Linked DNA regions of Mus musculus: regions 1 and 3 are each linked to region 2. A link is a loop called in an ENCODE intact Hi-C map of the cell type or tissue named here. Cell type or tissue: left cerebral cortex. All regions are shown on one strand. Each heading gives the region's core, and the rest is flanking DNA. Links, peaks and the distances in the headings are about the cores only. Region 1 holds the start of Pdlim7 (PDZ and LIM domain 7). Region 2 holds the start of Mxd3 (Max dimerization protein 3). Region 3 overlaps Prr7 (proline rich 7 (synaptic)).

What was found. A loop is a pair of places that touch in the nucleus more often than their neighbours do. Peaks named below come from ENCODE experiments on the same cell type or tissue, not always from the same donor. Only the 100,000 strongest peaks of a DNase experiment are listed, where the experiment ranks them.
Region 1: a loop joins it to region 2, with 4 times the contacts of the local background. A loop is called at or near these places in 4 of 42 quality-filtered maps.
Region 3: a loop joins it to region 2, with 3 times the contacts of the local background. A loop is called at or near these places in 2 of 42 quality-filtered maps.

Annotation. Positions count from the first base shown.
Region 1 is chr13:55,511,011-55,521,572 of GRCm38, forward strand. It overlaps Pdlim7 (PDZ and LIM domain 7), which reads right to left and starts at 2,436. Exons shown (of 13, transcript NM_001114088.2): 1 at 2,357-2,436; 2 at 1,302-1,408. The coding sequence starts at 1,397. In left cerebral cortex, for the core only: CTCF peaks have their summits at 2,653 and 6,173 (motif pointing left); DNase peaks (open chromatin) are centred at 2,188, 2,535, 4,256, 4,627 and 2 more places; H3K4me3 peaks cover 1,441 bases; H3K27ac peaks cover 2,132 bases.
Region 2 is chr13:55,322,410-55,332,971 of GRCm38, forward strand. It overlaps Prelid1 (PRELI domain containing 1), which reads left to right. Exons shown (of 5, transcript NM_025596.5): 2 at 444-669; 3 at 1,922-2,035; 4 at 2,118-2,196; 5 at 2,421-2,863. The coding sequence ends at 2,563. It overlaps Mxd3 (Max dimerization protein 3), which reads right to left and starts at 7,322. Exons shown (of 6, transcript NM_016662.5): 1 at 7,189-7,322; 2 at 6,860-6,965; 3 at 6,205-6,234; 4 at 5,961-6,075; 5 at 3,604-3,787; 6 at 2,761-3,489. The coding sequence starts at 7,258. The coding sequence ends at 3,374. In left cerebral cortex, for the core only: CTCF peaks have their summits at 5,481 (motif pointing right), 5,687 and 8,155 (motif pointing right); DNase peaks (open chromatin) are centred at 3,379, 5,092, 5,458, 6,983 and 2 more places; H3K4me3 peaks cover 1,273 bases; H3K27ac peaks cover 727 bases.
Region 3 is chr13:55,466,246-55,476,807 of GRCm38, forward strand. Prr7 (proline rich 7 (synaptic)) reads left to right here. Exons shown (of 3, transcript NM_001030296.4): 2 at 5,543-6,191; 3 at 6,348-6,910. The coding sequence starts at 5,780. The coding sequence ends at 6,745. It overlaps Dbn1 (drebrin 1), which reads right to left. Exons shown (of 15, transcript NM_001177371.1): 11 at 10,391-10,528; 12 at 9,901-10,071; 13 at 8,615-9,291; 14 at 8,211-8,313; 15 at 7,183-8,048. The coding sequence ends at 7,978. Among named protein-coding and RNA genes, the nearest start is that of Mir6944, 6.2 kb to the right of the region's middle. In left cerebral cortex, for the core only: CTCF peaks have their summits at 1,701, 3,102, 5,316 (motif pointing left), 7,095 and 1 weaker place; DNase peaks (open chromatin) are centred at 3,193, 4,315, 5,023, 5,286 and 5 more places; H3K4me3 peaks cover 2,574 bases; H3K27ac peaks cover 5,166 bases.

The DNA of each region.
Region 1 (10,562 bases), core at 1,556-9,555, 190 kb after region 2:
CCAGCAGAGTGCCCCCAAAAGGCAACATCTGCAGGGCCTTCCTTACCAATGAAGAAAACTTAAGACCTACACTACACTGGCCAGCACTTTCCCAGAGGGGAGGAAGAAACCCGTAGGATGTACGCGTGGGGGAAGGGTCTAGATAGCCCTTAGTCATCCTGCTGGTTGGAGCAGATTCCAAAGCAATTCCAGAGAAGGATTCTGGGAAGAACACAGCATGCATGCCTGCCTGCCCTGTCCACCATGTCTGGCTCCCACAGAGAGAACCAGCCTTGATACCCTACTCAGGCTGGGCAGTGCCTGGAAATTCTCAGGCCCCTTTGGGCTGGGCTTGCCCTGGGCTTCCTGCCAGCAGCTGCCTGCCTACACAGTGGCTGGGTGGGCCTCTCTAGGCAGGCGGATATCAGGGAAGGAAGTCCCTGCCCCCTTTTTGACCCCCTAGGCCAGTCAGAGATACCAAGCTGGAAGGCTGGGCACAAAGTTTGCTTTGAGTCCTACTGACACCAATGACTGAGGGCCAGGTAAGGGGCCTAGACTTAGGCCAGCCCTCTTGGGCTCTGTTGACTAGCCACTGCTGGCCATCCCAACTGGGGCCCGCATTCTTGGGCTTATAAGGTAATCCCCCTGCCTCAGGGAGGAGTCAGTTCCCAGCTCCACCCTCCTCACCAGGGTGGACTGAGGAATGGGAACAGGAATTCTACAGGCCAGCCTCACTACACCTAGGCTTGGGGTCAAAGGCCACACAGCCTGACTAGAGCCAGCTGACTGGGACTCAGTCCTCACACAGGGCGGGAAGAGTTCCCCGTTGGCCTTGACCGTACAGAGAGTACAAGCCGTTTTTGTGCCTCAGTTCAAACCCTTGCTCTGCAGTGGACTTACTGAATGGGCTCCTCCAGCCCACCAAGCTCTGTCACTTGGGGAAACAGGATGACAACTGCTATTCCTTGAATAACTGGAATTAAAGTTACATCCTGCTGGGGACCTGGCTCCACAGGCTGCTCTCCTAGCTAAGTAAGATACTTCTTGGAGACATCAGCCTCCAATACCGAAGGAACAGGCTCCCCCTTGTCACTCACAGATGGCTTGGTGGGAGAGCATCAAATACCATGTCAAAGTAGGGAAGTTGGGAGTGCCTCTCTACTCTCCACCTAGTTGGGAGTCCTGGTAGTTAAGTGTCCATTTGGACCTGGATACTCCTGCCTTATTGGTCCTGGCTTGCTCCTGCTGTTTCCTCCCATGATCCTCTGGAAACCTGAGCACCCAAGAACCCTTGGGGAGTTTGTTCCCCCACCTAGGCTCACCCGAGAGATAGAGAGGGGCACATTGAAGTCCTTGCCCCCTTGCAGACGGAAGCCCCAAGGGGCTGGCCCTTCCAGCACCACCTTGAAGGAATCCATCGTGCCTGCTCCTGTGAGGAAGAAGAGAAAGTGTCTGCAATGCAAATTGGCAGGCAGGTCCAGATCTGGGCACTAGCGTTGGCCAGGCACCAAGAAGGCACGGGCGGACGCTCAACACACACAGGCACTGGGAGGCAGGTATCTCAGCTGGCTTGGCTGGGCTCCTGGCAGGCCGACCTCTCACAGACAACAGACAAGGTGGTTCCCCACCCTGCCCCCTGCCACCGGGAGGGCCTGGAGAGGCCTCTCCGAGCTCAGGTGCTTTTCTCTTCCAGGGGTTGGCTGTGGGGCTAATTGGCACTGCTTTGCCCAAGCTAACCTGGAATCTCAGGAGGGTGGCGGGGTGAGTCAGGGGCCAGCTCCCCCTCCTTCCCCGGGTCCCGGCAGGCAGGCCGCCGCCGGAGCCTGCTCGGACTATATAAGGCGTGTAAGCTGACACTGTAGAGAGCCCGAGGAGGGAGCACGTTAGGGGCTCGGGATATGAGGGGGAGGGGTGGAGAAGGAGGACGCTGGAGCGGGTCCTAGCCATTTTGGGACAGGTCGAGGCTGCTGGTGGTCAGGGCGGGACCCCTGGTCTCTGAAAGGGGAAAAGAAAAACGGGGTACTGGTCCTGTAGAGAGCGACGGGGGCCGTGTCCCTTACGCACGGCCAGAGAGGGGATCCTTTCTGGAAGCCAGAGAAAGTGGTGCCACCCACGCACGATGCTCCCTTGCCAACATGACTCTGTTTCCCTTCGTCTCCCGCCCCAGCCCCGCGCTTGGCCGCGTCCCCACCGCACACAGTGGCGCAGGCGCCAATCAGCCCCACTTCGCCGCAGGAAGGCGGGGGCGGAGGCTGCGGCCGAAGCCAGCCGAGGGAATCTGGCACTCTTCACGACCACCCACGCCCTCCCCAGCGCCTCAGCGGGCCATAGGACCCCGTAGGGTGCAGGCCAGGAACCCCCTCGCGGACGCCGGTACCTGAGTGCCCGCCTGGGCCGCTGCCTGGCAGCCTCCGGGAGCAGCGATGGGATCCGCCGCTGCGCTCTGACCCCGCCTCCGCGGACGCCGCGCCTTTTGAGCCCGCGGAAGGGGGCGGAGCCCTAGGCCACGCCCTCCCCAGGCCAAACGAGTGGACATCCCGGGGTCGGTGGGAGGCCCCACCCAGTCAAAAAACCCTGAGTCTCCAGGAGAGGGAAGGTGAGATCGGGCACTTACCCTCGCCAGTCGGGTCGCTGCCCAGCCTGTGCCCCGCTTCAGGCTCTCGCCCAAGCCCCTTGCGCCTCCCACTGGCGGAGTGGAGGAAAGCATCCGTTTGAAACCCCAGAGTTGATTGATCTCTCACCGTATTCTCTTGTAGAGGAAAATGGCATGGTAACACTTTTCTGTTAGGGATACTGTTAGAGGTCAATATTGTCAGCATCATCAGATTTCAGATTCTCTAGGAACTGGAGAAGCGAGATAGGGTAGTTTCAAGTTAGGCTTCCTGGTGTTCGGGATGTAGCTTAGTGGTGGAGCTCAGTAGCTAAGCTCTCTGGAGGCCCTTGTTTCAGTCCTCAACACCAAACCCAACCAAAGGCTTGCAGGATATAACAAACAAGTAAATACATACATAGTAAGAGCCAACGGGGGCGGGCTTAGCGCCACTTGTTGTCTGACGGTGTAAGTAGAGTCCACAGCCATGGGACTTCCACCCAGAGCCCCCAGAACCACTATTGGAATGGATTGTTTCCCATTTAACCCCAGTCCAGAGTACACAGTTCTTCCAATGCGGTTGGGATGGAAGGGGCTGCCACGGAGTGTTCTCAGAGCCCCTGCTTTAGCCTCGGTCTTAGCCAAGGGTGGGCAGAAGGAAAAGCTGAGCTCTCCTGAATGTTTGAGTCAGTAGAGAGGTGCACAGCCTCCCCTTGCCCAGCCCCCCCATCATCACACCCCCTCTTCCCCATCATTGTCCCAAGTACATAAATTCTTATGGGAGTTGTCATCCTTGAAGAAATCCTCTTCAGGTGGGTCTCTGAGTTCAAGGCCAGACTGACTGATCTATGTAGTGAGTTCCAGGACAGCCAAGGCTACACAGAGAAACCGTGTCTCGAAAAACTGAAGAAAAAAAAAAACCAAAAAAACAAAACCACCCTCTTTAGCTATCTGCTATGCTTCTGTCTCCATCACGTTTCCCTCTTTGTCCCTCGTCCCCTATACTATTGACTCTTTCTCCAGGTCTTCTATGACCTCAATTAAGTCAGCTGCAGCCTTCAGGTTTCATCCTGTTCTGACAGGAATGCTGGTCTACACCAGGTTGATCAGGGGTTTTTTCTTTTTCCATTCCTTCATTTCTATCTTCTTCTTCCCACCCCCACCCCCCCAGATACAGCGCCTTCTTCTGACCTCTCTAGGCATCTGGTGCACACATAGCGCACATATGCATGCAGGGAAAACGCCCATACGCATAAAATAAGGTCTCCTTGGGTAGACTGGCTTGAACTTGCATGGGTTCCCAGATCTTCCAGCTCTTCCCTCCGGAGGGCTGAGATCATACCAAGCCCAGCAGCTTCCTCATCTAAAATCCCAATCTTTCTAGCTTCAAGGCTTCCTTCCCTCTATAACACTTCATCGGCCTCCAGTCTTTGGCCATTTGGTCATGAAACTCACACCTTAAGAGCCCTTACTCTCCTTTGGCTTTCAATAACACTGAAAATGGTCAGCCCGAGCTCTTTCCTCAAGAACTGCAGACACCAATAATGTATACCTTGTCTACGTGTCTGCCAGGAAGGTTTCTCAAACAATCCAAGTTTGTGCTTTCTTCTCACTCCTTCCTGGTCTCAGCCAATGACATCATTCACCTGGTTGGTTCCGCAGAACCTATGAAATTATATGTCTCTTCTCATCTACATCATCTCCCGATGTTCTCACAGCTAACCCTTGCTGCTGTTTCACCCATACACATAAAATAAGGTCTCCTTGTGTAGACTGGCTTGAACAGCAGCAGCTAACTCTTGCTGCTGTTTCACCTCCATCGAATGCTTCAACACCTACGAGCCTCCTTGCTGACCGCCCCGCTATCACCCTTGCCTCCCCCCACCCCACCCCCCAGTCTTCTTGCCGTTGCGGATGTGATATTCTTAAAACAGAGATCACACTTCATCTTTTTAGCATTCCAGTGGGCTCACACTCGATTTAAAATAAAACTAAAATCCTTAAGACCTACCCAAGACTAAGAAACTGGGTCAAGTGTTGGGCCTGGCAGCACAGGGCCTGTGTAATTCCAGCTACTGGGGAAAAGGGGGGTTACATGTTCAAGGCCAGCCTAGGCCATTTAATGAGACCCTGCTTCAAAATAAGTAAAAGGAGAAAAAAGAAAGAAAAGAAAAGAAATACAATAAAAATAAGGGAAAGGAGGAGGTTATGCTTAGCTTCTTGGGGAAGATGTTAAGTCTGACTCTCTAAGACATGAAAAAGAAATAAAACTGGCAGAGCTCTTTCACACTCGCCCACTCCACTTAGCCCACTCTGGCCCTGGTTCTACACCCCCAAGTATATTCTCGCCTTAGGGCCCCTTTGCATTTCACAATTTCTTTATCTTCAAACACTTTTTTTTTCTTTTTTAAAAAACATTTACTTGTTTATTTTCTATATATGAGTACACTGTCACTCTCTTCAGACACACCAGAGGAGGGCATCAGATTCCATTACAGATGGTTGTGAGCCATCATGGGGTTGCTGGGAGTTGAACTCAGGACCTTCAGAAGAGCAGTCAGTGCTCTTCTTCTTCTTTTTCTTCTTCTTCTTCTTCTTCTTCTTCTTCTTCTTCTTCTTCTTCTTCTTCTTCTTCTTCTTTTCTTTTTCTTCTTTTTCTTTTTCTTTTCTTTCTTTTTTCTTTTCTTTTCTTTTCTTTCTTTCTTTCTTTTTTTTTTTTTTTTGAGACACGGTTTCTCTGTGTATCCCTGGCTGTCCTGAAACTCACTCTGTAGACCAGGCTGGCCTCAAACTCAGAAATCCACCTGCCCCTGCCTCCCGAGTGCTGGGATTACAGGCATGTGCCACCACACCCCGCTGCAGTCAGTGCTCTTAACCACTGAGCCATCTCTCCAGCCCAACTATTTTTTTTTCTGTAGGGATCTAAAAGCCTTATTTTTTTTTTCTCTGTTTGAATACTGCCTCCTCCTGGGGTCTTCTCCGAGCACCCCATCTGGAACAGCAGTCCCCACTGGAGAGATGGCACAGCAGTTAAGAGCACCAGCGGATCTTTCAAAGGACCCAGGTTTGATTCTCAGAACCCACATGGTGGCTCACAACCATTTGTAATTCTAATTCCAGGGGGTTTCAGACACCCTCTGCTGGCTTCCCTGTGTACCAGGCATGTACATGGTGCGTAGATTATACATGCAGACAGACAAATAGAATAAACAAAGACATTTTAAATATTTAAAACAGCAGTTCCATGATACCATACCTGTATCATACCCTAGTCCTTTAACCTACTTTGTTTTCCCCATAGCACTTTCCACCCTGTGATATACTGTGCCCCTATTGTGCCTGCCCTCAGAACCTGCACGGAGTTGATATGATCAGATGAAGGAAGGCTTGCAAAGGTGCAATGAAGGAAAGAGAATGGCACTTCGACGGCTCCTGGCCATCTGCCGGCCGACAGGAAAGGCTTCCAAGGACCTTTCTTGCTCCACAGAAAGGCATGGGCCTGGGTGCATCTTTTTGGATCTTCTCAAGAACACACAGCCTCCAGGTTTGGAACAGGCAGGGACTAGGAAGGATACAGCGCCCTCTGGTGGCCAGGATCCCTGCAGCTCCATGGCCAGGTCTCTTAGTTCTGAAGGTCTTCTAAACTAGTTGGAAGAAGATGGAAATCCCCATGCAACTGAGACTTTGACTGTTTTTTGTTTTGTTTGTTTGTTTTTTGCTTTTTTTTTTTGAGACAGAGTCTTTTTTTAAAATATGTATTTATTTATTATATGGAAGTACACTGTAGCTGTCTTCAGACACTCCAGAAGAGGGAGTCAGATCTCCTTACAGATGGTTGTGAGCCACCATGTGGTTGCTGGCATTTGAACTCAGGACCTCTGGAAGAGCAGTCAGTGTGCTTAACCTTGTACATTCTGGAAAACTCTCTACCACTGAGTCATATCCCCAGCCCTGAAACTGGGATTTTTAATGAAGAAGAGGTTAACAGACCAAAGCCTCCAGAGTTCTGGATTCCAGTTTTGGTTATGACCAGGACTCCGGTGTGTCCTTGTTTTTGGTGAAGTAGCAAGGGCTGTGACTACCCACTGAGGGAGAAGGCCTCCATGCCGCAGCTGCTCAGGTGAGGTTTCCTGGCCTTGTGGCTCTACGATTGCTTGATTGGTTGTGGGCGATGCTGTTTTGCCAGGACTGTTTGTGCTAACCTGACTCTCAGCATCTAACATCCTTCTAGACTTTTCTTTTTGTTCTCAAACACGCCTTGGGAGAGTAATGCACTGAGTCCCAACTTCTAACTTCTCGTCCCACATTAAAGTTGGAGATATTTTTCTTTCAGCAGTATTGGTGGGCAAGGGTTTCACATCTATTAGATAAGTGTTATCACCCTTTAGCTACAGCCCTAGACCCAGGATTGTCTTTTAGATATCCAGATGTCCAGTGTGCAGTGGGATTCTTAGATCTGTAGTGAGCATGAAGTATGTGTGTGTGTGTGCATGTACAAGTGTGCCTACATGCATACGTTTGTGTGTATGTGCACATGCATGCATGTGAGTGTGTATTGCATGTGTGTTCATGCATGTGTGAGTGTGTATATCTGTGTGTAAGTGTGTATGTGTGTGCATGTTCAAAGATTTATAGCGAACAGGGGAGAGTTGTATTATTCCTAGGTATTGCAGGCATTTGTGAGCCACTTCATGTGGGTGCTGAGAAACAAACTCCTCCTCTGGTAGAACAGTAAGCACTTAACCACTAAGCCACTTCTCCATCCCCAGAAAGTCTATGTTGAAGGAAGACATGCCTTTGAAAACTACCAGTATTTAAATGGCCTTTAAAATGTAGTGATGTGTAAAGGCTGGAGAGATTTTGCAGTTAAGAACAATTTTGCTCTTGTAGAGTACCCAAGTTTGGTTCCTAGTACCCACATTGTGACTAATAATGGGTCTAAAACTCCAGAGGGTATCTAAGCACTCTGACCTCTTCTGGCTGCCATGGGCATGCCATACACTTCATGCACACAGACACACAAGTGACACACACATAAATATAAATAAATCACTGTGGTGGTGGTGGCACACACCTTTGATCCCAGAACATAGGAGGCAGAGGCAGATGGATCTCTGAGTTCGAGGCCAGCCTGGTCTATAGAGTTCCAGGATAGCCAGAGATATACAGAGAAACCCTGTCTCAGAAAAATAATAAACAAACAAACAAGCAAATCTTTTTTTTTCTTTTTTTTTTAAATGTACTGCATTATCCATGGTTGTTTTTTGTGTTTTGTTTTGTTTTTGTTTTTGTTTTTGAAACAAGTATTCATTGTATACCCTGGCTGGTATAGAACTCACTCCATAGACCAAGCTAGCCTCCAACTCACAGAGATCTACCTGCCTCTGGTTCCCAGGCACTGGGACCAAAGGCATGAGCCAAGATGCCTGGTGAGTTATCCACTTTTTTTTTTTAAAGATTTATTTATTATATGTAAGTACACTGTAGCTGTCTTCAGACACTCCAGAAGAGGGAGTCAGATCTCATTACGGATGGTTGTGAGCCACCATGTGGTTGCTGGGATTTGAACTGCGGACCTTCGGAAGAGCAGTCAGTGCTCTTACCCACTGAGCCATCTCACCAGCCCCCAAATAAGCAAATCTTAAGAAAATGAAGGCAGTGATTAGCTTACCTACACCAGTGGTGCTCAGCTCAGGACACATGTCAGAATAATCCCAGAATTTGAAAACCCAAACACCAATGCCAAAGTCCCTTGTCCCCAACTGATTTAAAAAACAAACAAACAAACAAACAAAAAACAAAAAACAAAAAAACCAGAGCTGTACGTGTGAGCCTAGCCATGGGCACTCTTCAGAGGCTTCCAGACGACTTGACAGGCTGATCTGCAAGAACTCTGAGAGGATCAGTAACAGAGAAGATAGCAGAAGAGCTGGGGCTGCTTCTGGAGGAACATTTGGCTAGCTGGACAATAGCTTTGGCTTCCATCCCTGAGCACTGGAAAAACGTGAGCCAATCTGGAGGAGACGCTGTAATTGTGCAGAAAAGACCACTGATGCTTTCAGGAAGGACAAGGAGTCCTGCCAAGGAGCAGAGGGGTCCCAGGGTCTCAATGTGTAGCTTGGTCTGGCAGGGAGTCCGTGACTTTGAAACATTATGTAATGGAAAAGTAGAAAAAGAGGAAACTGAAGTTAGGGAGAGAGGGGGCAAGAAACTGGAAATGAGAGTAATTCAATGGTTTCAAGGAGCTTCAGTGTGAGCAGAACCGAGAAGTGGGAGGAGGAGGCAGACAGGGAACGTGAGGGCCATGGAAGGTTGTTCTTCGTACTTGAAATCAGAGAGCATCTGTCATTTCTCTGGTATTGGAAATGGTGATGGTGGGCTGGAGAGATGGCTCAGTGGTGAAGAGCACTGACTGTTCTTCCAGAGGTCCTGAGTTCAATTCCCAGCAAGCACATGGTGGCTCACAACCATCTATAATTGGATCTTATGCCCTCTTCTGGTGTGCCTGAAGATAGCAACAATGTACTCATATACATAAAATAAATAAGTAAATCTTTAAAAAAATAAAGAAAGAAAGGAAGGAAGAAAATGGCAAGATGCTAATGTCAGTGAATGAATGAATGAATGAATGAATGAGGAAAAGTCCCACAAAGAAACTAACTGGACACTTCCCATGGGAGCACAATCTAGAGACAAACACTCCTTCTGTAGGGCCAGGAAGGAAAAGATGCATGAAGATGCTGGACCCTTTGTTAGTACAGCAGAGGAGGGCAGAAGTTCACGTCTGCTCACTGCTGAGTCCTGACAGCGTCTAGGAGGTGGGGGTAGGTGGAAGTGGAAGGCTTGAAGATGTCTTAGTTACTGCTCTGCTGCTGTGATAGGATGTCCTGACTAAGGCACTTTACACAAGAAAGCATTTACCTGGTGACTTGTTGACAGTTTCAGAGAATTACTGCGTGTTCATCCTGGTGGGGTGCGTGGCAGTATGAAAGTCAGGCATGGCACTGGAGCAGTAGCTGAGAGCTCACATCTGATCCACAAGCGGGAGACAGAAAGAGAGAGACTCTTCCTAGCATGGCTTTTTGAAACCTTAGAGCTTAACCCCAGTGACACACCCCCTTATCAAGGCCACACCTCCCAATCCTTCCCAAACAGTTCCACTAACTGGGGACCAAGCATTCGAACTTATGGGTCTATGGGTGTCATTCGCATTCAAACCTGCACAGCATGGCTCCTCTGGGACAGTAGCAGCGCAGGAAGCCTGCAGGACCTGCCTATGTGAGACAACAGTCAAGTCTTTGTAAGTGGATTTCTCCAGATGTGAGCAGATGTCAGTGGATTCGCCAGAGGCTGAGGGCTTGACCAGTCACATGAAGTAGGAGGGGAGGAGCAACTCCAAGTGCGAGGTGTGGGGGAAGTAGAGTGGAAGGTAAGAGGCAGCCGGAAGATGCTAGGAGCAAGGCTGATTGTCACTGTCTTGAGCACAGGGCTTGGGAGTGTCAACATGTGGGCAAGATGAACCTGGGTGTCTCTAAGCTCATTGTTGAGAGGCCAGGGCATGAGGTTAAGGCAAGTGGAAGTGCCAGAGATTCTGTCTCTAAAGGAGGTGCAGCTGAAGCAGGAAGTCCAAGGATTGAGAAGCCAGGTACTTGGTAGCCGGAGCAGCTTCTTACGCACAAGTGGAGCAGAGTCCAGAAGCAGCAGGGAGCAGAAAACAGGCACTGGTAAATTATCTCGCTCTGGAAGGCTGGCACCTGGAGAACACGGGCTGTTCCTCTCATCCCTGGAACAGCGTAGGCAACTGGTAAAACTCTCTGCATGTGCATGTGTATGGCATGTGTGCATGAGTGTGAGTTTCATATACATGTGTGTGTGTGTGTGTGTGTGTGCTGTGTTTAAGTCAAACGTTAACAATGAGCATCTTTCTTCACCGCCTTCTACTTTGCTCTGAGTCTCTGAAGCTGTGGCTCACTGATTCTAGCTAGTCCACCTA
Region 2 (10,562 bases), core at 1,486-9,485:
CCACAGTTATAGCACAAAATCCTTATAGGATTAGAATCAGTCCAAGCCTCCAAAGTCCTCGAAGAAGATTGTCTAGTTTGTGATTTATATTGGGCTCTAGATTTCTATTTTGCAGTCCAAAGGTGGTTGGACAGGAAGAGGCGGCAGCACGGGAGTTGAGCGGTATTTCGGGGCCAGAAATCCTGAGGATGGTTTGCTTACCTGCTGCTGGCGCTCTCTAGTGGTATAATTCTTGAGATTTTGCTCGCTTTGGAGAGCCACAGAATCCATGTCGGGTGGAGGAGGGAGTTGGAATTTGCCCGGGGATAGGTTCAGTGTACTCTAATTCTGAACCCGGGCACAGATCACAGATTGCAGGCAGCCATGACCTGGAGGCGCTAAATAGGAACCAGTAGACATGCTGTCAAGAGCAGGCTCCTGAGAATCATCTTTAACTCTTGCAGCAAACATGTCTTAACCGAAGACATAGTGCACCGGGAGGTGACCCCCGACCAGAAGCTACTGTCCCGGAGACTCCTGACCAAGACCAACAGGATGCCACGTTGGGCAGAGCGACTGTTTCCTGCCAACGTTGCTCACTCCGTGTACATCCTGGAGGACTCTATTGTGGACCCCCAGAATCAGACCATGACCACCTTCACCTGGAACATCAACCATGCCCGGCTGATGGTGAGACTTCCTTTGCTCCCTCAAAATAGTTGCCCTTCAGATTTCAGGCAAGAGAGTTGTGGGAACTTCTGTGGCCAGAGGCAGGCCTAAAATACCAATGAGCTGCATCTCTAGAGTTCTGCCCTTAGATTGGTCTACCCTTTCGATTGGTCAGATTCTCTGGGACTGTCCCTTGGCTCTCAGATGGTGGGGAAAGACACCCCTGTTCTTTTTTTCTTTTTTTTTTTCCCCGAGACAGGGTTTCTCTGTGAAACTCTGGCTCTCCTGGAACTCATTTTGTAGACCAGGCTGTCCTCGAGCTTAGAAATCTACCTGCCTCTGCCTCCCAAGTGCTAGGATTAAAGGCGTGCACCACCAACCACTGCCCGGCTGACACCCCTTTTCAAAGCTTGTTACAAGTACTGTGCGCAGAGCAGTCAGTTGGTGACATGCATGCATGCATACATATGGGGGGGGGGGTGGCTTTCAGGAATGATGCTGATCGAGAAAGGGAGGCTGTGGCTTCCCTGTTGGAGTCACATCAAGTGGAGATAACTGGGGTGTGCCTCGGTTTGTGCATGAGATTTGAGGAAGTGCATTATATGGATCTTGTATGCTTTGGAAGGCTTGAAAACCCATGTTTGGGAATGTTCACACAGTGTGAATAACCTTCGAGCTTCTAGATGATTCTTTCTCGGCTTCTGTAAGCCTGAGAGGTGGAAATTGTGCGTTTCAAAAAAGAAAAACTTTATATAAAGATGTGCCACTCACAATCCGTGAGTAAGGCACCTTTTCCTGCCCAGCACTGTCTGAAGTCACCTCAGCTGAGAGCTCTGCTTGGTAGATATCACATTGACAAGTTTGTGACTACTTCACATTCTTCAGGAGGCTGCCGCTCCCTTTGTTAATGAAAGCTGTCATTTTTGGAGTGTGTGCGCGTGCTTGCGCACACACACAATACCAGGAAGTTCAAAGAGGAGAGGGTAGAAGGCAGACGAGAAACACTGCTCACATCTAGATCCAGAGGCCCCAAGATCGGGTTGGAATAGCAACTGATCCCAAGAAACTGTTCTACTTGGAAGGGTCAACAGAGAGGTAATGGAGGCAGAGCAGCCTCCCTCTGGGCCCAGGATACATAACGGGAAGAACTTTGTCATTGCTTCCCCTTGTGAAGGAGACAGGGACAGTAGCATGGTAGAGACAGGGTGTGAGCGTGCAAGTGAGCAGAGCATAGGGTGCTTCTTTGAGGTGCTCAGCCCAACTTCCCTTGAAGGTGGTGGAGGAACGATGTGTTTACTGTGTGAACTCTGACAATAGCGGCTGGACCGAAATCCGTCGGGAAGCCTGGGTCTCCTCTAGCTTATTTGGCGTCTCCAGAGCTGTCCAGGTAAGAGGCTGCAGGGCGGGCAGGGCGGGGCTCGGCTCTGGGTCATTGAGTAACTCTCCCATCCTTCTCCCTCTCCTGCCAGGAATTTGGTCTTGCCCGGTTCAAAAGCAATGTGACCAAGACAATGAAGGGCTTTGAATACATCCTGGCCAAGCTACAAGGTGAGGGCCCTGGACACTGTGTCAGGAGTTGGAGAAACCCTCACTCCCAGTAGCCTTGACCAATGAGACTCCTAAGTGTGCCTATGAAGGATGGGTGGGAGGGTCAAGAAACAGGACACCAACTTCATTCCTAAGAACCCATCAACAATGGCTGCTGTGATTGACCAGGGCTTGGGTGGGTCTTCCAGGCATTGTCTGAAGCTAGACCCTGTCGTTTGCCACAGGTGAGGCCCCTTCCAAAACCCTTGTTGAGACAGCCAAAGAGGCCAAAGAGAAAGCAAAGGAGACCGCACTGGCAGCTACAGAGAAGGCCAAGGACCTGGCCAACAAGGCCGCCACCAAGCAGCAGCAGCGGCAGCTCGTATAACTCGCTTCCTCTCCCTCTCCCCAGTGTACGTGATTATTAAAGAGCAACCTGCAGCCCTCTCTGCTGTCTGGGGTGGTGGGTCAGGGCCCTGTCCTGGTCAGCATCTGCACCACACCCAGCTCTGTCTGCCGGGCAGAGGGGTGCAGTGACTTGCCCAAGGTCACAGCAGTGCGCAGGTGATAGACTGTACGCTCCAAGAGGGCAGGGCTCCTTGTTTTATTCTCTGCTGTGTCCCAAGTACCCTGAACAATATTTAGCACATAACAGGCACTCAATAAACACATGATTTGATTAGCCCCAGTTCTGGAGTCAGATAGCTTTGGTTTGAATCAGGAGCTCAGGCACGTCACACACTCTGCCTCAGCATCAGGACCACAGAGCATCCTCCACGCTGTCAGATGTGCACTGCCTTCACAAGACCCTTTTTGCCAGCTACTGACCTTATTTCCTCTCTTCCAGTTGTGGCAGGGACTTCATCTCATCGGGGCAAAACCATGGACAGGAACTTACAAAAGAGGATTTTAATGAAAATACTGTGCAGTATATACGGGCAGAGGCCTGGGGCTTTGCCCAGGAACAAGAAGTTTTGAGGCTTCCTGTCCCTGTGGGGAGCAGCAAAGCAGGGCCAAGTGCTACATGAAATTCCCTGGGGGATGGGGAGGGTGGCCCAAGCTCAAGCTGTGCAGCAGAGTCTGGAGTCTGCTCCCACACCTTGGCTTTAGTCTCTTCAACATGTGGCTCTAAGCCAACTTGTGTGGGGGCCACTGACTGGCAGGCTCAGTCCAAGGAGAGTACAGGCCGCAGTGGGCATCATAGCCAGGCGCAGGTGCTGTGTGAGTAGCTGTGCTCCCGCCCAGCGCTGAAGCTCTGTAGGAGCTCTGTTTCAGTCCCAAACACCAGGCTCTCCACATCCACCTCCAGATCCTCTGCAAGGAGAAGCCAGTCTGCTCGCCCCAGCGGTCCACTCGCCCCAGCCAGCCACGCTCCCCACTGGCCCCGCCCCCCGCCCCAGCCTCGCCCCTCCCAGGGTGTGCACCCACCTTGGTCTGAGTCTGAGCGCTCAGAGGACAGGCCTGAAGAGTCCAAGCTGTCTGCCCTCAGCCGCTCTCGCTCCCTAGCTCCTGGCAGCCCCTGGAGCTGCTCCAGCTGCTGCTGCAGGCTCTGCTGTTTGCTGCGAAGCTTTTCCTTGAGCCGCCGGGCTTGCTGCTCCTGCTCCTCCAGCTTCTGTAGAACCCACGGGGGCAGGGAATAGGGTCAGCTGCCCAGGGTCTACAGAGAGGCAGCCATGGAACGAACCCCATCCAGGGTGGCTTCATGACCTTCAGAGGCCACCACCTCCTGCCCTTCAATATACAAAGAACTGTCTAGATGAGTACGGACCATAGGGTACCCCCATCTCAAGTGTCTTTAGAGCCTAGTCACATAATCCAATGGAGAATATAATGTCAGTACAAACTTGGGGACTGTAGCATCCTGACAAGTAAAACTGAAGGATGTGGCCACACTTAGGTTTCCATCCACTGCTACCTGTGGTCAGACCCAGCACACTATCTGGTGGTCTCTTTCCATTTCTTTTTTTTTTTTTGGTTTTTCGAGACAGGGTTTCTCTTCTCTGTGTAGCCCTGGCTGTCCTGGAACTCACTTTGTAGACCAGGCTGGCCTCAAACTCAGAAATCCGCCTGCCTCTGCCTCCCAAATGCTGGGATTAAAGGCGTGCGCCACCACTGCCTGACCTCTTTCCATTTCTTTACACTTGATTGTTGGACTATAGACTCACTGGGCTGAAGCCTGCATGCAGATAATAAGAAAGACACAGCAAGCCGGGGGTGGTGGCGCATGCCTTTAATCCCAGCACTCGGGAGGCAGAGGCAGGCAGATTTCTGAGTTCTGGTCTACAGAGTGAGTTCCAGGACAGCCAGGGCTATACAGAGAAATCCTATCTCAAAAAAAACCAAAACAAAAAAAAAAAAAGAGAGAGAGAGAGAGACAGCAGCTGGAGATGCAGCTCAGGGGTAAGGTGTGCCTAGCACGTGCAAGGCCTTAGGTTTGATCTTTAACCCGTACAAATGATTTAAAGCAAGGGGGGAATAAGCCAGAACACTCAGCACAAGGTACAGAAAGGTGCATGTCCTCACCTAGACTAAACTACGGGGCTGGGTACCATCAAGGCAGAGGGACCCCGGGAAGCTCTTTGTCTCTGGTAGGCCAAGAGAGAAGCTTTTACAAGCTGTCACGGGACCACTTGGAGCCCAGGAAAGCAAGGCCGCATTAGGGATGCTTGAGTTTCACAGGAAGCAGGAAGTGAGGCTGTGTCCCTTCAGGGATCCCAGCTAGAGCTGGCCTCAGCACATGCAGAATAGCAGGCAGCCTGGTGGAAGGACCACTCAGGAGATGCTGCCCAAGGAAAGGGCTAATGCCCAGGTGCCAGCCCCTCTGGGTAGCACGCTCATCTACTTGAAAATGAGGTCAGACAAGCTCATGGGAGAAATGTAAGCCTACGTGAGAACCAGGTCACTTGGAGGTGAAGGCAGGCATGTATGTGACAGTGCAAATATGTGCTGAATAGCAATGGCACTGACTGCCCTGGCCCTTGAATAGAACCTAACAGAGCCGTGTATGATAAACGCTGATAAACAGGTCAGGCATTGATTGATTCTGCCCCTCATCTGCTCTCAGAGGTGTGTGTGTGTGTGTGTGTGTGTGTGTGTGTGTGTGTGTGTGTGTGTGTGCGCGCATGTGCGCGCACATGCGTGCGCACTCTCTCTCTCTCTCTCTCTCTCTCTGTCTGACTCTCATTGTTTCCTTCCATCACATGGGCCCAGAAAGCAGGAAACATCCTCTTCTGTTGCCAAGGCAGCTTCTAACACGCCCACATGGTTGGCACAGCCTAGGCCTTGTTGTCTGCATATCCACTCCTGTCCACCAGGGGGCCTGCAATTCCACCCGAGCAGCAGCAAGGCCAAGTCCAACCAGCTAGTTAATTCACTGTCCTTTGCCTCCAGACCTCCCCTGACTCAACACCACCAGCAGAACCCAAACCAGAAAGCCCTGAGGAGTAAGTCAGGAGGAGAGGCTAGGTACCAGCCCTCTGCGGTCTGCCGAATCGCAGGGCTTAGCACAGTATTTTCACCAGCCGTATACTCCCTGCTGAACCCAACAGGAAACAGACTCATCCAAGGTCTCACAGCTAGGACTTAAGTAATACTACCCACAACAAAAGGAACATTTACAAGGCCTCAGAACAGCCCTGCTGTCTGCTTCTCTTCCATTAGATGGATTCGGGAACAAAACGGGATTGTCTCAAGTCCCACAGAATGGAGGCAGCCCTGCAGCCAGGCCATCCACACCACAAGACCACACTGTCTCCCAAGCAGAGAGACAAGAGACAGCTCCTCACCTGGATATGCACCCTGGCCCGGCGCAGGAGGCTTAGTGTAGTGTATCGGGTACAGTCAACTCCCAGGGGCATCTGCTGCCTCAGTTGCTCTAAGCACCGCTTCAGCTGGGCTCTCCTGCAAGGGAAGGAGTCTGGAGGGCAGTACCAGCCCCACCTCCCTAGCCAGAGGGATGGCAAGGGAGGAAAGGTCTGAGAAAGATGGTCCTTGAGACCGGGAACTGTTGAGAGCCAGGTTGGGACTCACCTGCGCTTCTCCAGCTCGTTGTGCACAGACCTGTGAATGCCAAGGGGATCAAGTGAGGGTACTGTGCAAATCCTCAACCCCAGGCTGTTGTGCAGCTCAGACCTCACTACAGATAGCTGCGCCAAGGAAGCCTTTCGTGAGGGCCTGGGTTCCTTTAGGACACCACACCCCAGGTAGTGACTAAAGGAATCAGACACACACACCAAAAAATACAGGACACTTGCCCAGGTACTTGCGGGGTCTCGCCCCTGACAGCCAGGCAAGACAGGCTCCCTGGACAGATGTGACACTTGATCAAAAAATAAGCCTGTCAGAGAAATCAGTAGAGGGGAAACTATTTTAAAGAAACAGAATATGCAAAAGAACAGAAAAGCAGAAGCCTGTAGTAGAGACAATTCAGGAGTGTGAATGACCTGTGTGATGTGATGTGATGTGTGTGTGTGTGTGTGTGTGTGTGTGTAGAAAAGGCGGATGGAGCAGGGTACCTGGGCCGTGTGTGTGTGTGTGTGTGTGTGTGTGTGTGTGTGTGTGTGTGTAGAAAAGGCGGATGGAGCAGGGTACCTGGGCCAGAAGAACAAACAAGGAAGTGAGAAGAGAGTTAGATGGGACAGCTAAGGACCAGCATCCCTCCCTACACTGCCCCATCCCTGCTCACCGCCCACTGTTCAGCGCGCCAGGAGCTTGCAGGGGTGGCTTCCTCCTCCTGCAGACGGTCCCGGGGCTGTGGTGTGGACACAGGGACGCATAACCGTGCTCTGCCTCTGCCAGAGAGAGAACACAGCAACACAGCCCGTCAGCTGGAGCCCCTGGCACGGCGAAGTCAAGGAAAGGCTTTTGGCGCCAGGACCCTTTCCCCAGTCACTCCCTGCCCGGCTGCCTGCGAACTCCAATAGATGTGCGGGCGGCAGCGCGCCAGCAGCCCTCCAGCCTTGCTCCCTCCAGGTTGGGAGCCAAATTCAGCCCGCGCGCGGGGTCTGTCCTCACCTCTCTCGCGCCTCTCCAGGAACTCCGCTGCCTGCAGCAGGACCTGGATGTTGCTAGCCACGGGTTCCATGTCGGCGACAGCCGACGACCAGCGGGCTAGGGATGCTAGCCCTGTCAGCCGCCTTACCACTTTTGTTTCAATGTAACTGACACGGTGCCACAAGCACAGGGCCCGCCCCGCCCCCGGTCGCCCCGCCCTGGCCCCTCCCCGCCCCGCCCATGGGAACCCCGTCCGCCCCGCCCTGCCCAGCCCAGCCCGCCTCTTCCCGCCCAGGCTGAACTGGGCTGCTGCTCTGCGCTTTAGGGAAGAACCCTCCGCCGGGTCAGGCAGCCCGGACACCGGGCGCTGCAAGCTGCCCCACTCCTGCGACAGGCAATCGCGCCGGTCCTAGCAGGCGCCGGCCTGGGCTACACGTGCGCGCGGGACGCGGCCACATCCTCCGGGCGGGCCGCGAGCCTCGGAGACTGGGTTGGTTGATGCGCGGCCCCGCCTTCTCCCGCCGCGGGGGCCCCGACTCGGGCGGGAAAAGCTGCCGGTTTCAAATTTGAAAACCCGGACGAGGAGGGCGGGGGCGAGCTACGAGAGACGGCGATGCGCACGCGCCTGTGTTGGGGGCGCGGACGCAGGACACGGTACGGGCCGCCCCGTATCTGCCCTTCATTGGTCTTCGAATGGGAATCCCTCCTAGCTCTCCCGTCCTTCGCAGGGAGGTTAATGGCGTCGTGAAAACGTCGGCTGTTGATAGCTTCCCAAGCCAGGGCATGAAACACACTGTCTCACCCTGAGTTCTGGAGCTCCTCAGCGGCCACTGCTAGGTGTGACGACAACTCGCGTACTGTGAGACAGCGTTGCGGTGGTTACAACTAATGCCAGCAAGCAAACATACGTCTCTCATTAGGGCCATTGCAACCAGACAGCCCCTGGGGGGCGGGGTGGCATCTAGAACAAGGCTCTGCTAGCCATCCGGTGGAGGCTCCTGGATAGCCACTAGGGGTAGCCATACCTATGAGTCAGGAATGATGGGGCATTCTGAGAGTCAAGTGGACCAGAGAGGGGGCACTATGAACAGATGGCCTTAGGAAAACACAGTCACGTGCCAATCAGGCCCCTTCGGAAGAGGCTGTCTTCCCAAGGGAAATCGCCTTTTTTTTTTTTTTTTTTTTTTTAAATCCAAGAGTTGCGGCTACTGTGTAACAGTTTGTAGACTGAAAGGCCTGGTGGCTATGGAGAGAGACACCGGAAGGTCTGCCCAGCTCCGGTCAGCAGTCAGGCTCTTGTGCGTTCCCCTTGGAAGAGAAGGAGGAGCGAATTGACACAGGATCTCATGTGCAACAATCTAGCTTCAAACTTGCTATGTAACCCAAGATGGCGACCTCCTGATACTCCTTCCAGTTCCCAAATGTCGGGGTTTCACGCAAGCACCGTGCAGGCACAGACATCATACATCTGCTACCCAGGAGACTGACCTCAGAACAGGACGGAGACAAAAGGTTCTCCAAGGAAAGTTCCAGCAGAGGGAGGAGGCCACATCATCTCAGAATCATCCTAGGAGGTATAGGTAACAGCCTGGCTGAAGGGTGTTGTTAGAAGTCAACCTGGCCTCAGACCTCCCATGAATATGTAGATAGGGCCAGAGCAGGCAGGAGTAACCCTTCCTAGGGGGAAAGGCAAGGTGTGGCGATGAAGCTCTGGCAAGTATCAGGTCCAACAGATACTCCAGTGACCTAAAAGAGCCTCTGTCCCTAGATCACCTGGGTCCTGTGATGTCTGGGGATCCACTTCCCCTTCAGCCACAGTAACTGGAGTGGACTGTCTTTTTGTTGGTTGGTTGGTTGGTTGGTTGGGTTGGGGTGGGGGGCTGTTTTGGGGGTTTTATTTGGTTGTTTGGTTGGTTTTTTGTTTTTTTTTCAGGACAGGGTTTCTCTGTGTAGCCCTGGCTGTCCAGGAACTCACTCTTTAGCCAGGCTGGTCTCGAACTCAGAGGCGGATGCCTGCCTCTGCCTCCCAAGTGCTAGGCTTAAAGGCATGCACCACCACTGCCAGGCTGGAGTGGGCTGTCTTACCTTGTCGCAGTTTGTCAGATAACTAATGTCCAAATGGATTTGTGCCTTAGATCACCAAGGCCTTCCATCTCCTGCTACAGATTGCTCAGGGTATAGTCCTGATGTCTCCCTGTCCCCAGAACCTTTGCAGATGTGGGGACCTGATTAAGAAGCTGAACTCCGGGGCTGGTGAGATGGCTCAGAGGTTAAGAGCGCTGGCTGTTCCTCCAGAGGTCCTGAGTTCAATTCCCAGCAATCACATGGTGGCTCACAACTATCTATACTGGAATCTGATGCTCTCTTCTGGTATGCATGCAGAATACTGTATACATAATGAATATTAAAAAAAAAAAAGACGCTGGACTCCTTCAGTGAGTTCCCCCTTGCTGCAGTAGAACTGATGCCTGGTACAACCTGCGATGGCTCCAACAGCCCTTGGGTTCAAGGGGCTGGGCAGTGCCCCTCCTCTGCCTCGTAGCACACTGATCCTGCCCTCGCCCACTCCCTGCCTATACCAGATGCACTCAAATGCCACATCCTCCAGCAAAGCCCCAGGACTCTCTCCTCCTTTGCACCTTCTAAAAACACCAATGGTCCTGTGTCTCTTGAGGTCACCTCTTCTACCGGATTGTGGCCCAGTAGCAGAGGCACACAGGACTGAGAAAAGCATCCATCCGTGCTGGGGGGACAGAAGCACCCAGCTCGAGGCTACCTGGGAATGTCACCCCAGCCTGTCAGGATAGCACAGGACAGTGGCACCTCCTGCAGCTTTTAACTGTGTCTCTTTCAAGTAGACTTTGATTGTTATTTTTGAGTATTTTGCCTCCATGTATGTCTGTGTACCATGTGTGTACCGGATGCCCTGGAGGCCAGAAGAGTGAGTCAGAATTCCTGGAACTGGAGATACATGTGGCTGTGGGTCACTGCGGATGCTGGGACTCTAACCTAGATTAGATTCTGAAAGAGCATCTAGCTCTTAACTGCTGCTCCATTTCCCTAGCCTGCTGCAGTGATCTTGTTTTTTTAAAAGATTTATTTATTATATGTAAGTACACTGTAGCTATCTTTAGACACTCCAGAAGAGGGCATCAGATCTTGTTACAGATGGTTGTGAGCCACCATGTGGTTGCTGGGATTTGAACTCAGGATCTATGGAAGAGCAGTGGTGCTCTTAACCGCTGAGCCATCTCTCCAGCCCGATTTTGTTTTTTTAATTTATATGAGTACATTGTAGCTGTCTTTCAACACACAAGAAGAGGGTGTCTGATCTTGTTACAGATGGTTGAGAGCCACCATGTGGTTTCTGGGACTTGAATTCAGGACCTCTGGAA
Region 3 (10,562 bases), core at 1,276-9,275, 140 kb after region 2:
CAATCTGGCAAATCCAGATTAAGATAGTGCTGGAGCCCTGTGATTGGCCAGACCAGCTCAGAGACTGGGAGCCTTCATGTGTCCTAGGGGCAGTGGGATGAGGGATGTAGCCAGGGGCCTGCTCAGCAGTTAATGTCACCATGCAATATGTGGACTTCATGTGTCTAGATCATCCAGTTTTTGAAATCATGCTTAAAACTGACCTTTGTGCAAATGTTGGGAAAATGAATGTTGAAAAAATTGTTACTCACTGGCCAACAAGACACATCCACGGACTGTGTTAAAGTTGAAGGTCTTAACTCTTGACCCTGCATGCAGCCCATAGTAATGTGGGGGGATTTCTGTTGGACCACCACCATAGTGCCGGGTGCTGGCCTGCAGCTGGCCACACGTAGTTGTGTACATGAGACTTACAGTGATTTCACATCTGTTGTGTCTCTTCCCGCCCCAAAACTGACTTGGGCATTACTGGACGGGTTTGGGACAGGTTTGGGTCTTTTTTGTCTGTCTATTTTTGGTTTATTCACATTGTGTTTGGGTGTTTTACCTACAACTCTATCTGTGTACCATGTGTGTGCTTGGTGCCTATGGAGGTCAGAAGAGGGCATCAGATGCCTGGAACTGGAGTTTCAGGTTGTAGTTAATCACACTATGTTTGTGCTGGGAATTGAACCTGGGTCCTCTGCAAGAAGAACAAGTGCTCTTAACTACTGCACCATCTCTCCAGCCCCTCAGCCAGGTCTTAGCATCCATGTTCTACCTTAGCTGTGTGACTAGGATGGGATCACGGGGTTAATTAGGACAGAAACAGGTTCTTCTCTGCGCTTGACTTGTTAAAACGGGCTGCTCCTTCTGACACATGAACATTATCTTTCCTACCAGGTGGCCTCCTCCCTTGCAAGAACAAATCCTGTCCATGTTGAGTGAGGGGTGGGGACACAGGGAAGCACAGAAATGAGGTTTTAATATGGGCTTGGGCTTTCCCTGCCTCCATTCCTCCACTGCCTCCGACAGGGTCAGAGCTGAGAAATGTGGGCCTAAGGAAATCCTCTGTGTCCAAAAATCGACTGGAACTCGTCTCTGGTGTCCTGTGGCAATTTCTTTGTGCTGAGGTCAGGTCACACATCCTACTGAGATTATTGGGAGTGAGGTTATGGCAAACCCATGCAAGACTGACTCTGGGAGACAAGTTCAGCTCTCTCTGGCCTCAGTGCATCTGTGTTGGTGTGAGAGAGAGGTGTAGAAATGTCACCTTTGTCTCCCTGGTAAGCCTTGCCTGCCATGACTGGACTCGGCAGTCTTCAGGGCTTTCCAACCAAGTGAGCCCATGACTTGACCTCCTGAGTGTTGCTGAGACCACAACTGTAGAGGCTAGTGACACCTGCAAGGACAGGTGACAGCGACTTCCCTCCTCCACCCTAGCCATGTGTTCAACCACTCTGTCTCCTCAATATATTTTTCCTCGTATTCATAGATGACTGGGTTTTTGCTTTGGTTATAACCCAGCCTGACTACCAGTTTTTATGGTGCATACCAGTTTTAATGGTGCATACCTTTAATCCCAGTAGTTGGGAGGCAAAGGCAGGTAGATCTCTGAGTTTCAGGCCAACCTGGTCTATATAGTGCCATGACAGCCAGAGCTACATAATGAGACTGTGTCTTCAAAACAAAACAAACCCACCCCTAGAGGGCTAAGAGCTGGGTCATGGCTTTTTTCAGTGATGTTTCCCAAGATGAACTATACCCTGATCCAGCTCCTGAAGTATTCTCCTCCCCTACAGCTAAAACACCACTCAAATCACTCCCACAAGTGGCTTTTAGCTACTGTGTGTCAGTTGATCAGGCCTTGGTTAATTCCCTAGTGCATTCCAAGATGACTAGGCTTTATTATCCTCACCCTGGCTAGGGCTGTGACGTAGCTCAGGGCAAACACATTCAGGGAACGGTAGAGGAGGCCAAGAGGCCCTGGCAGGAACGCATTCTGGAGACCATGACCGAGGTCCCGGGGTTCTCTGGCATCTCATATGCTGGGAAATTGTTAGAAATTTGAACTCTGAAGCCAGGTGTGGTGGCTTTTGCCTGTGAACTCAGTTTTGAGGAAGAGGAAGCAAGAGGGCTGTGATGGCGTCCAAGGCCAGTGTGGGTGACCTAGTGAGTTCAGGACGAGAAATGTGAACCCCCAGACCTCTTGAATCGTGTGGTGGTGGGTGGTGCTAGATCTCTAGATCTGGACAAGCTCCCCTTCCTTGTATTTCAGACACTTGTACAGGTTTTGAGATGCTCTATCGTGCAGGCCACGCTTTTTAAAGCCCCCTGCCCCACGGCATTTCCCTGCCTCTGTGCATGCTTTGGCCCTAGCTGGGGGAATATGCAGACCTGGGATCTTGCTCTCAGCCACTTGCTGTCTCTATGTCAAAGATGTTGATACACTTGTACAGGTTTCAGAGGTACCATTCCAAAACCCACCAGCCACCCCCCAGCCCAGAAGCAGACAACTCAGTGACCTTTGCAGAAATGAGCACAACTTTTATCGTAGGGATTCCTGAGGAAACTGAGCACAGTGGTTAGAAAACACCTGGAGTCTTGCTTTCATCCCTTGCTGTAATCCCAGGATGGTCTAAGAAACCCCAGCAAAACCATATGCCCTAAATGCTATACAAATCAGGATGAAATCCTAAGAAATGTTTAAGAATCTGCAAGAATATAAGGCAATGAGAAAAAAGAGAAAGAGGGAATACAGTGAATGAGAAACTTGGCTGATGGAAGGAGCGGTCCATCTGGAGGACGTAGCCCCCAGCAGGGGAGGCGGGCAAGGGGCGGGTGTTTGCTATCAACATCTTCCACATAGAGACAGCAAGTGGCTGAGAGCAAGATTCCAGGTCCGCATATTCCCCCAGCTAGGGCCAAAGCATGCACAGAGGCAGGGAAATGCCGTGGGGCAGGGGGCTTTAAAAAGTGTGGCTTGCACGATAGAGCATCTCAAAAGATATGCATGGCCCACTTGATGTTTATGGACTGAGCAACTCTTGTGGACTAAAGAATATAGAGGAGACTGTAGGCCAGATGTCGGCCGGCCCTCTGTGGCCCCCTGCAGGAGAATGCTTACTATTAGTTGGACAGTACAGCCTGGCTGTTGTCCGAGGCCAGCTCAGTGGTGTGTTCCCAAGGAGATTTCTCTGACCCTCAGATTGCATGGCACAGTGAATGATGGTTCTTAATCCTTGCCTCAGCGACAGACGCACAGAGATTTGGGGCTCATTCTTTGGAGTCTGGCCTAACGCCCACTTTAGCTAGGTACCCTTAGGGTATAGCTTCTGTACTTCATTCTGTGTTGAGCCTGAAGCTGCCACTCTCTCTCCATCTTGTACTTCTTCCCCACTCCCTGAGCTACACCACAACAGGTGGGCCAGAGCCTGGACAGGAAGTCTGGCGACTAGTTAACCTAACGACCAGGGGTTCTCAGGGTCTCTGGTGCCCAGTGCTGACCAACAGAGTTTCATCCACAGCCTGCCACGTGGGAAGTGGGCAGTGACTGACTGAGATACAGGCTAAACCTTAGCGCCTTCTTTTAGCTGTGCCACATGAGACGAGGCTTGCTCTTGCTTCTGAGCGTGTCACCTCATCTCTCAGAGAACAGTGCAACCAGAAGTGACAGGGTAATGTGAATGCCCTTAAGATTCTGCATGAAGCCAGTTGTGGTGGTGGTGGTGGTGGTGGTGGTGGTGGTGGTGGTTCATGCCTTTCATCCAGTAATGGGAAGGCAGAGGCCTGTGGATTGCTCTTAAGTTAGCTGGGACTATATAGTGACATCCTGTCTCAAAAATGACAATTACCTGGAAAGAAAGGACAGTTTCTGATGACCCTGACATTATTCTAAAGCTTCCCCTTATATACTCTTAGAAGGGACCGTGACATCATGCTGTCCATGATAGCCCATCTTCTGGGCTCGAGCCATCTTCATCATTGCAGACCCATGTCACCCCTGATTCTTGGCAGATACTTCTAACTTAGCAAGCATCATTAACTCCAGCCACAGAAATTCCTTCTTTAACCCGGAACTGTTTCTGCCCTTTTGCTTGAAACCTCTAGCTTGTGCCTATTTCTTCAGAACATTCCTGTTCCTGAGGGCTCAAGGAAAGAGAACAACAGATTTAATTAACTCCCAGTGACTGGCAGCATCGTGTTTTTATCTGGGCTGCATCACCATGGCAGCCTCGTGGTGGGGTTGTCAAGGGGGCGGGCAGAGCTATTGTTCCTACCCTTGTCTGCTCTGGAACGCAGGCCCAGGAGGATAGGACTGGCACGGGCACCAAGTGACACATGGCTGAAGGCAGCCAGAGAGTCAGACAGGAGCCATCTGGGGAGATGGGGTGGCCAAGGCCTGGCACCCTTTCAGCCCGAGTCTTAAGCTGATTTCGGGCACCAAAGCTGAGTGAGTGTGGGTGCGCCAAGGCCAGGCATTTCCTTGAAGCTCCTGGAAAACCTTCCTTCTCACAAGTTCAGTGGGCCAGCGCTTGGTGACTAGACCTAGGTTCAAATTAGAGCTGCGGTCTGTGCAGTTAACTGCTCTTCCAGCTCCCAGCTGTGAGTTAGAAAGACACTGTTACCCACAGGGTTGTGTAAGTTGCTGGTAGAAGGTATTCGAGAAAGGCCCATCTCTGTTCTGTGGGGATGGTGACCCGTCTGTTGCTTGGCCTTAATTAAGCAGTCAGGGCTCCAGACTTCTCTCCCACCAACCCCTGTAGCCCCCCACCCATGCAGAGATGTCGCCCCCTGCTGTGATAGGAGGTGGACCCAGAGACCAGGGTTTGTCCTGACTGTAGGGCTAGGTGGGTCTGAAAGACAAATCTAATTTTCTACCCCACTTTACAAAGAGGGAAAGGGATTAGTGGAAGGAAGGGGGTTGGGTTGGAAGTAAGAGAGGTGCAGCCAAGTGGGGTTTGCGCATGAGTAGGTGGTGTGGGAAGTCGAGTTGGGGCTAGAATCCGGCTGGCAGAGGCGCCTAGAGGAAGGAAAGCCGGCCTGGCCCACGCCCAGCACACGGTGTTGGGAACAGACAAAGACCGGGCTGGTGGCATGCAGTGGCAGCCACTCGCCAATCTCTTTCAGGCGTGGCTAATAGTTGGAAGCAGTGCAGGGCAGAAACTGGGCTCCAAGCGGACTGCTGGTGGGCCTCCTGGAGGTGCACTGCCCTTTCCCTCGCCCCCAAAACACCGCGCCAAGACTACTCCAGCGTCCTGGCAGTCACAGCTTCCGAAACCACCTCGAAGCTGGACCCTGGGGTCGCGGGCGGACTCCGCGCGCCCCCTACTGGCCTCTCTTGGGTCGCGTCAGCACGCGGTCGCCGGGTCCCGATTCGGGGGAAACCCTATCGGGGAAACCTCGGGGCGTGACGTCATCCCTGGGTGACGTCACCCGGCCCCCGGGGAGTGCGGGGGTTCCCACCGAGGAGGCATCCCCGGCCCTGCGCGGGACGCGGATGCAGGCCGGGAGTCACCAAGGACCCTGGCGAGCCTCGCTGAGCCCTGTGTCTGCCCCGCAGGTCGCTCGCGGCCCCGGGTGAAGCAGGCCCGCGCCGGCCGGCGCCATGGGAAGGAGCGGGAACCACAGTTGCCCCTCGCCGGCATGTGCGCCTATTGAGCCCCGCCGCAGGCAGCCCCCGGCCGCAGGTCCCCGAGTGACACTGGCGGCACCTGGGAGCGTGGCGCGGCCCCGGGGCCACGCCGAGGAGCCCAGCGTCCAGTAGAGCCGCCGAGGACCTGCCGCTTGTGCCGCAGCCATGGTGATGTCCCAGGGCACCTACACGTTCCTCACTTGCTTCGCCGGCTTCTGGCTCATCTGGGGTCTCATCGTCCTGCTCTGCTGCTTCTGCAGCTTCCTGCGCCGCCGCCTCAAACGGCGCCAGGAGGAGCGACTAAGGGAGCAGAACTTGCGTGCCCTGGAGCTGGAGCCCCTCGAGCTTGAGGGCAGCCTGGCTGGAAGTCCTCCCGGCCTGGCGCCGCCGCCGCCACCGCACCGCAGCCGTCTGGAGGCGCCTGTGCACGCGCACTCGCACGTGCACGTGCACCCGCTGCTGCACCACGGGCCGGCGCCGCCGCACGCGCACCCGCACCCACACCATCACGCACTGCCGCACCCACCGCCGCCGCACCTCGCCGTGCCGCCCCGGCCCTGGAGCTATCCGCGCCAAGGTAAGGCTGCGTTTCGGCAGGCGAGCGCTCCCTGCCCATGCCGGAGGCGCCCCACCCTTAGCACCGGGAGAAGCGGGCTGGGGTGGTGGTGGCTGGGCGAGGCTTCTGCCCCGGGCCGGCGGCTTCATCCTCACCAGCCCGCTTCCCGTTCCGCAGCGGAATCGGACATGTCTAAGCCGCCGTGCTACGAGGAGGCGGTGCTGATGGCCGAGCCGCCGCCTCCCTACAGCGAGGTGCTCACGGACACTCGCGGCCTCTACCGCAAGATCGTCACGCCCTTTCTGAGCCGCCGCGACAGCGCGGAGAAGCAGGAGCAGCCGCCTCCGAGTTACAAGCCTCTCTTCCTGGACCGGGGCTATACTTCGGCGCTGCATCTTCCCAGCGCCCCGCGGCCCGCCGCACCCTGCCCTGCCCTCTGTCTGCAGGCGGAACGCAGCCGCCGGGTTTTCCCCAGCTGGACCGACTCAGAGCTCAGCAGCCGAGAGCCCCTGGAGCACGGAGCTTGGCGTCTGCCGGTCTCCATCCCCTTGTTCGGGAGGACTACAGCCGTATAGAGGGGCGCCCGGCGTCCCGAGCCCCACGGGCGAACTCCTAGCCTGACTGCGAGGCTTTTTAAATGCTTCCCTTGGACTGCAGGGAGGGGTGGGGGGGAGGGAGGGATTTCTTACCCTGTTTGTTACATTTTGAGGATAATAAAGGTGTGTGATCTGCTTTGGTACAAGCGGAGGGGGATACCAGCTGCTTTAAGCACAAGGTGCTAGTGACCGGGCATGTGGACTTTAGGGAAAGTGCCCGAGTACTGGCCTTGAGAGCAGAGGGCTGGTGTTCGGAAACCAAAGGTTGTTTCTCAAGGGCTTAATGTTCCGTCTCCTCCTAACCTGTTTTTGTGCGCCCCCTGTAGCCTCGGAGGTGACAGGAGTTGGGAAGCTGGTCGTGAGGGCCGGCGCCCACGCCAGATCAACCCCTGGAGGCCCAGAGCAGCAGGCCCGAAGGGATCTGGATTTCTTTATTAACAGACATGAGCACGACCCATTACATAAGTTTGTGCTTAGAAAAAAAAAAAAAGTTAATGTGAAAAAGAACCCAAGCAGAGAGGAAAGAATTGGGGAGGGGCCACCCAAACCACTGGGTCCCATCAATAAGCCCTGACTTGAGTCATGCCTAGGACCTCCAGCCTGGGACCTGCCCGGCAGGAGAGGGCGGGAAGCCAAGGGGCCCCAGGTGGGTCTGATAATTCCTTCTGACCAAGCAGCGAGGGTAAAGAGAAGGGGAAGGGTCCCAGGGAGCCAGAGCCCACGAGCCATTTATTGCCATGTTTTAAATTTCGTGCAAAATATCTGAAGCCCTGGATAGAGAATACAAAGTGATTTTTTTTCCAAGAAACATAAAACTAGGAAAAGTGATGGGGGGAACATTTTCCCACCAGAACCCCCGACCCCCACCAGGTCCCAAACAAGGTGAGGCCTCCACCCTGGTCAGCTGAGCAGAAAGAACTAAGCTACAATCTGGTCTGGGCAGGAAGGGGGTGGAATCTGCAACATTGTTTCAACTACCAACGGGAGGAAAACCAGTCAATTGTACAAGTCTATCAACTTTTAAAAAAAAGAGAAAAGCTGTAAAAGTCAGGCCCTGTGGGTAAGGAAGCAGACAGGTCCCCGGCCAGTGCCGGAATCCAGAGTGGGAGCCAGGCGGGGCTGCTGCTAATGCTGGCACTGCAAGCCGGCTGGCCAGAGGCCACTGCAGGTAGGCAGCCTTGGCGAGGGCAGCCAGGGGGCAGTCGCCGCTACTAATCACCACCCTCGAAGCCCTCTTCCTCTTCAGGAACTGGGTCTGCATCCCAGCAGGTGATGTCGATTTCTAGGATATATTGAGAGAAGAGAGAAGGCTGGGTAGATCCATCAGTGGTGCCACCCGCCCCCCAACCTCTAAGAGCTGTGCCAACCGACTCTAGTGACACCCCTAGCCCTCCAGTCCCATCCCAGAATTCCAGAATTCCCATCATTCACCCGGGGATACTACCTGGAGGCTTGTTGTAAAATACAGGAGGCGGAACCTTTGCACATGGCTCTTCTGATTGGGCGAACTCTTCCTCCTGTGACTGACTGAAGTATCCTTCGCTGGCCTGCTGGGGTTTGTTATTTGGTTTTGTTTTGTTTGTTTATTTAGTTAGTTTAATAAAAGCTTAGGTCACCAGGACCCAACTGTCAGGACAACAGCTGATCTATCAGGCCTGAGCCTGTTTCCCCAGCAACCACTCTTGGAATCCTTGGTTGCTGGGGAAACACAGATGCCTGCCAGGGAACGAATGGCAGAGATGGAAAGGGGCGTGGCATAGAGCTGCTTCTCAATATGGATCTACAAGCAATCCGCCCTCCCCCTCCGCACTGAATACTGTCCCTCCCACCAGGCTCCCCCTGTCCCACCTGGGTCCCCTCCTTTTGAGTGGTCTCTCCATTGGTCAGCAGGTGAGGTTCTGGCTCCAGCTCCTGCTCCAGCACCTGATCTACCTCCTCTAGAGCTGAGGGCATAGTTAGGACCTGGGAGGCAGCCAGCGTTTCTCCTACTTCCTCCTCTGGGTCACAGAAGGTGGCTGGAGGTTCTGGCAGCTCATCAAAATTAAGAAGGTTAGCACAGCCTTCGCCTACCGGCGGCAGCGGCTCCTGAGCGGCCTCATTCAGCAGGGGCACCTCTGCCAGGGAGGCCTCAGCACCTGAGGGTGGTGTGGGCACCCTGGGTTCAGCCTGAAGTGTTGAGGCCTCTTCCCCGTTGCCAGGCCATAGATCAATGAGGCTGGCAGCGGCAGGGGTGACGTTGTTGGCAATAGTGGTGTCAGTAGTGGCAGTGGTGGTCTCAATGGTGTCAGCTGCATGGACATCAGCTACTGAGGTGACAGAGGCAGCAGGCTCCGCAGGGGCAGCCAGGGCAGCCTGCTCTGGAGATTCTGTGCACATCGAGTCCTCCAGGGGGCTGCTTTGCAACAGGGGAGGTTCCTGTGCCTGAGGGGGCTCTGCCGCACAGCCAGCCCAGACCTCAGGAGCTGCTGTTACTTTGGCCTCCTTGCTGAGCTCTTCATCCAGGCTTGGGGTAGTCTCCTGGGCCTCTGTGGCAGTGCACATGAAGGACACAATACAGTCAGCCCCCTTGGGGAAGGATAGATGCCCTGGGCCAGTGTACCATGTCCACCCACTGAAGAGTGACGAGTTTGAGACTTCTGGGTAAATTTGAGATACCTTCTACTACAGCTGTACCTCCCTATCCTTTCACCCACTCTTTTCATTTTTATGTTTTGAAAGATTCATTTTTATTATGTATACAGCATCCTGCCTACGTGTACGCCTCCAGGTCAGAAGAGGGTGCCAGATCTCATTATAGGTGGTTGTGAGCCACCATGTGGATGCTGGGAATTGAACTCAGGACCTCAGGGAGAGCAACCAGTGCTCTTAACCTCGGAGCCATCTCTCCAGCCCTCACCAACTTTTTTTAAACCACCAGGAGGAAGGCCACATTCCTCAGTGATGAGCCACTGAGGGTTAGAGAAGGCATTGTCTAAGAGCAACACCAGGGCGCTCCTCTGCTATAGCCACTTCCTTAGCAGTGTAGTGTTGGTGAGGATTGGTCCAAGTTCTTTGAACTATGTTACTGTGGCAACCTAGGGTTCCCTACCCAGAGACTGATGGAAGGATAGGTACCGGTGGGGCCCTTCTCTTACCTTGAGTTGGTGGAGGTGGTGGAGGTGGAGGTGGAGGCTGCGAGGATGTGACCTCATCCAGGGCCCTCTCGATCTGCTCAGCGATGGGGGTAGAGGCTGTGCTGGAATCAGATGGGCTCCGGGTGGGAATAGGAGTGGGTGCCATCCTCCGGTGGCTGTCCAGGTGGCTGCCTGCGGAGCAAATGCCCAGGCTAGTGAGTGAGGAAGTGGGAGCCAGGTGGAATCAGGACTATCCACCTTGTGTCTCAAGTGTGGGTGGGGGCTGTGAGCTCCCCAGGCCCCCCAGGGGCCAGATTGCTGCTCCAGACCCTGTGAACCAGGCCGCTGGGGGCCAGTGCCCTACAGGGCCAGGGACAAGAGGCAGGTAGTACCTGCTCTGGGGACAAACACCAGCAGTCGGCAGTCAGGCTGGGGGAGAAAGGGCGAGGGGGCTGCTGGGAAGCGGGGCCCTCCTTACCCCACCCTGCCGAGGCCTGGGGCTGCTACCTACATGGGAGGGAGGAAGAGAGGTTTGGGGTGCGGTGGCAGGTGATATAGGGAAAGGGAGTCCGTGGAGGGGAAGAGGAGGAAGAGGAGGAGGAGGAAGGCCCACTGTCCGATGCCTTTATGAAAGGGCAGTACGGACGACCTGCCGAGAGAGAGACAGACAGAGAAAGAGACAG